Linked DNA regions of Homo sapiens: region 2 is linked to region 1. Evidence: chromatin loops called from intact Hi-C (ENCODE). Cell type or tissue: CD14-positive monocyte. All regions are shown on one strand. Region 1 holds the start of CCRL2 (C-C motif chemokine receptor like 2). Region 2 has its middle 60 kb from the start of XCR1.

The links. A loop is a pair of places that touch in the nucleus more often than their neighbours do. Peaks named below come from ENCODE experiments on the same cell type or tissue, not always from the same donor. Only the 100,000 strongest peaks of a DNase experiment are listed, where the experiment ranks them.
Region 2: a loop joins it to region 1, with 11 times the contacts of the local background. A loop is called at or near these places in 2 of 110 quality-filtered maps.

Annotation. Positions count from the first base shown.
Region 1 is chr3:46,405,632-46,408,131 of GRCh38, reverse strand. It overlaps CCRL2 (C-C motif chemokine receptor like 2), which reads right to left and starts at 873. Exons shown (of 2, transcript NM_003965.5): 1 at 630-873; 2 at 1-64. The coding sequence starts at 52. CCR5AS (CCR5 antisense RNA) reads left to right here and starts at 1,066. Exons shown (of 4, transcript NR_125406.2): 1 at 1,066-1,235. In CD14-positive monocyte, no CTCF peak of the experiment used is centred here; DNase peaks (open chromatin) are centred at 641, 981, 1,471 and 2,221; H3K4me3 peaks cover 2,461 bases; H3K27ac peaks cover 2,500 bases.
Region 2 is chr3:46,086,634-46,089,133 of GRCh38, reverse strand. No RefSeq gene overlaps it. Among named protein-coding and RNA genes, the nearest start is that of XCR1, 60 kb to the right of the region's middle. In CD14-positive monocyte, CTCF peaks have their summits at 915 and 1,116 (motif pointing left); a DNase peak (open chromatin) is centred at 1,033; H3K27ac peaks cover 1,286 bases.

The DNA.
Region 1 (2,500 bases):
CTTCTATGAGGACATCATATTCATCCTCTGGTGCCAGCGTGTAATTGGCCATCTTCAGACTGCCCTGTGGAGAAATGGGAGATGATTTTCCCCTCCGACAGCTGCCTTATCCTGGAGGAAACAACAAACTGGACCTGGATTCATACAGCCCCACTTTCCCTTTCTGGAGCTACATTTTAGCCAGAGTAATTCCCTATTTCAGAAGACTGAAATAAACATTTCTTTAACGTGTGCCCACTTCCCCAGAGCAGCACCATTCCCAATCTAGTTGTTAAGCATGTAAGTGCTTAGCAGTGTGCCAGGTGCCACGGGAAATAAAGCTGGCATGACACCGCCTTGGTAGAACTTACCTTCTTTTAGCAGAAACAGGACTTGCCTACATGAACACAATATGTAAGAAAATATATAATTAAAGAGAACCAAGTACGATGGCTTACTTTTAAGAAACGGGTGTAGATCATAATTTCTGCATTTTAAAAAGTTTGCTCACCCCCCGAAGCAGCTTCCTGTGACAGCTGAGACGTTTTTCTCTCGAAGGGTATAAATAAATGTTTGCAAAAGTGAAACCATGCTCAGCATCAACATGGCCATAAGGGGTTAAATACATAGATGACACACAGATGACTTACCACTGGGCTGAGCTCCTGCAGGGGAAGGGCGCAGCCTCCAGACCCAGCATCCGGGAGCTGTGGGAATGGCCCCGGACAGTGGATGCCCTCCTTTTGATCAGACTGCTCCTGACCCTGAGGGGCACGAGAAACCACTGTTGATTCCCCTGGTGGCTCTACCCGCCCCACTCACCGAGCTCAGGGACCAACTGAAATAAAGTACTCAAAAGCTCCCCCAGGCCTCCAGAGGATCTCTGAAGCGTCTGAAAGCAACCGGGAAGTTGTTTCCTCCTCCCTCTGGCCCTGTACCCCGCCTTTGATTTCCCTGTGACCTTTGACAGCCGTCTTCTGGCCTTCTGAGATAAGGGAACTGTGTCACTGCCGCTCTGAGTGGTAGCAAGGAAGTGATGTCAAGGTGCTGAGAACTGCCAAGACGCTCTGGCTTGTGGCATGTGACACTCTGAGTAGGTAACAGGTACCAGCTACTGTCAGCAGGGAGGAAGGTATGTGGTGACCACGAGTCCAGACCTGAGGGTCCTGACCCTCTAATGCGGCCTCTCACCAGTGTTCGCAGAAACCCACCCGCTGATTCAATACGGGGACCAGGAACCTGCCATGACAGTCACGGTGTGTTTGGGTTTTTATTGTCATTTTTGAGGGGCACTGTGTGCTTTGGTTAAGACTGAGGCCTCAAAAGAGAATTTTAGGAAAATGGAAGCCACAGGGTGATGTCAGCTGGGAAAAGGCCAGGGGCAGAGGTGGGGTCTCAGCGGCAGTGAGCATAGGGCTGCCCTGGGTGTCAACACTGAGGAAAGCAAAGGGGTTTGCAAGCAGCCAGAAGTGATTGGTGCTGTGACTCATGGGGGAGCTGACCCCACTCGGAAAAGGAGAACCCAGAGGAGGAAAATCCCGTGGTGATGACACAGAGGCGACATCAAGTTGGGTGGGAGAGAATGTGAGGAGGACAAGTTTAACCCCAAACTGAGGCTGGGGGCTAGGGTAGGTTTGAGTCCAGAGAGAAGGAAATTGAGAGAACAGCCCAGATTTGGAATGGTGGGAGGAGGCTGTGGGGAGGGGAGGCTGTGGGAAGAGAGTGGGACGGGGAGGGCACGGTCTGGAAGAAGGACGAACCGAGAAGAGGAACTTGAAAATAATGAAAAAATCTAGATGAGCTTCTCTTGGGTCAACGACTCAGCAGCTGTGACTAACCTAATTTGGGGATCAGACCTATTTGCTTAGAATTTATATATTGATTAAATGACATCCTTTTCCCACCAAAGATGTGTCTGAGGTAGGATTGAATACAAAATTTGTACCTGTCAAAATAGAAATAGAAAATTAAGAAACTAGCCTGGCACTGAGGCGCATTCCTACAGCCCCAGCTACTCAGAAGTATGAGGTGGGAGGGTCGCTTGAGCCCAGGAGTTTGAGGCCAGCCTGGGCAACATAGTGAGATCCCGGATCTATAAACAATATAAAAATTAGCCAGATGCAGTGGCAAGTGCCTGTAATCCCAGACATTCCAGAGGCCAAGGTGGGATGTTCACGTGAGCCCAGGAGTTGGAGGCTGCGGTGAGCCATGATCATGCCACTCTGCACTCTGGCCTGGGTGGCAGAGCGAGACACTGTCTCTGGAAAAAAAAAAGAAGAAGGAGGAGGAGGGGCGGGGAGAGGAAGGGAGGAGAGAGAACTATTAAGAGAAAAATAAACACAGAAAGAGCCCAGACAAATATGTGATTGAGCATTAAATTTAACTCCACGTGTGCCGACAGACAAGGCAGAAAGAGAAACACAATGATGTTTGATGGCAGAGGAGTTGGTGCTGGTGGGAACCTAAGCTGTAAGTGCCCTCTCCTCTCTTGTGTGGGTCTCCTGTGAGTGAGTGAGTGGGG
Region 2 (2,500 bases), 320 kb after region 1:
AGTGGCTTGTGCCTACATCCTCACATGGTATCCAAGCACCTCCAGGATAGGAGAGAAAAAAACAAACAGGGCATAGAACATCTGGGTTTTCATGTAAATTCAACATTCTACCACTTCGATAGCCATGAACAAGTTGTTGGCCAATTCCAGCCTCAGTTTCCTCATGAGTCAAATCAACCTAATGGTTTTCAGCCTGGGTTCCTTGGAGCCTTAGGGTTCTTCAGAGTTACCTTGGAGTTTGCCATGAGGAGGCATCCCCTACACCAGTGCTGTCCAATAGAAATATAAAGTGAGTCACATATGCAATTTTCAATTTCTGTTAGGCCTGGCGCGGTGGCTCACGCCTGTAATCCCAACACTTTGGGAGGCCGAGGGGGAGCGGATCACGAGGTCAGGAGTTCAAGACCAGCCTGACCAATATGGTAAAACCCCGTCTCTACTAAAGATACAAAAATTAGTTGGGCGTGGTGGCACACACCTGTAATCCCAGCCACTCAGGAGGCTGAAGCAGGAGAATCACTTGAACCCGGGAGACGGAGGCAGAGGTTGCAGTGAACCAAGATCGTGCCATTGCACTCCAGCCTGGGTGACAGAGTGAGCCTCCATCTCAAAAAAAAAAAATTGGTAGCTACATTTTTTTAAATCTAAAAATAAATAGGTAATTAGCCAGGTGTGATGGTGGGCATCTGGAGTCCAAGCTACTCAGGAGGCTGAGGTGGGAGGATTGCTAAAGCTCATGAGTTTGAGGCTGCAGTGAGCCAGATCATGCCACTGCACTCTAGCCTGGGTGACAGAGTAAGACCGAGTTGGTAATAAGTAAATAAATAAATGTGAAATTAATTTTAATATTATCTTTTATTTATTGAATAGATCTAAAATATCATTTCAACATGTAATCAACTGATTGCATGTATTAATAAGATGTTTTACATTCTCTTTATTGTACTAAGTCTTCAATATCTGGCGTATGGTTTGTATGTAAGCACACCTCAATTCAGACCAACCACATTTCCACAGCGCAGTGGCTGCTAGGCTGTGAAGCAGGAGGAGGAATTGTCTTTAAGAAGAGAAGACCTCTCTCTAGTGGACAAAACAGAAAAATACGAGAGACCAATGTATTAAATGAGCAGAACACTGGAAAGCACAGGCATATTTGGGGGAGCAAAGGGGTCAGTTCAGCTAGAGTGTGATTGGGAGAGTGATGGAGAAAGGAGGGAGTGTGAGAGAAAAAACCATGAGACCACTGGGCCTCTCCTGAACCCTGTGTTTTTCATGACATCGGTTTCTCTGAAAAGTGCCTTTGGATTGTGAACTATCACACAAAAGAGTTCTGTCTTTATAGCTGAGACTTAGTGAGGCATAGGGGATACAATGAAAGTAGAACATGACGTAATAGCTTAAAGCATAGACCATAGAACCCAACAGCCTGGGTTCTAGTCCTCACTCTGCCTCTTGTTGGCTGGGATAAATAGACACAGTTTCCGCATCTATTAAATGGGCATATGGCCATCAATAGTTCTTCCCATCCCTCTACATGCATGCCTGCTGTCTTCCCATCAAGATCTGGAGTTTACTTCCCTTCCTTTGAATCTAGGGTTACCTTGTGATTAACTTGGACAAATACAATGTGGCAGAAGTGATGCTGGTGGTCTCTAGGAAGCCAGCTGCTGACTGTAAAGCTTGGGCTAGACAAGCAAATGATGAGAAACCACATGAAGAAAAAAAGTCCACATGGAGGAACCTGAAGCACTAGACATGACTGAATTCTTCCTGAACCTTCAAGCTGAGCCACGGAAGAAACGAACAGAAGAACTACCTAGCTGAACCTCACCTGAAATTCCAGACCAAAGAATCATGAGAAATCATACATTGTTATTGTTTTAATCCACTAAGTTTTGAGTGGTTCTTTAGATACTAATAGATAACTGAAACAAATACGATATTTGCAATACTTATCTCATAGAGCTGTGTCAAGATCAAGTGAGATAAGGCATGTACCATGCAGTGCCTACGATAAACACTCAAAAATTGTAAATATTATTGTAATAGTAGTCATATGAGTACGGTCCATGATAACTATTGTCATTTTGATATTAGGACATGCCTAAGTAACATAAGCCAGACTCACCTACCAGTACTTTTGAAAATGAAAAGCTATTTCTTTGAGTGATCATTTGGTTCCAAAAATATCTTAAGCTGAAGTGTGGGCACTGGAAGTAGGAGGCAGATGTGGCCGTCCAGACATCAAGAATGTGCTCATAAAATAACGTATTTTTTAAGTTATCAAATGACAACAGATAATTAAAAATTCTCCCAGATGACTTGAGGACTACACAGAATACAATCCCATTTTAGGAAACACTGCTGCGCATGCCAGGGAGACACTGGGGACTTCAGGCAGGAGCAACATGACAAGACATTGCATGCTCCAGGCCAGCATGTGCAGAATGGGCGGGTGTGGGAGGATGGTGGAGGATCAGAGGATGAGAAGGGGAGTGGC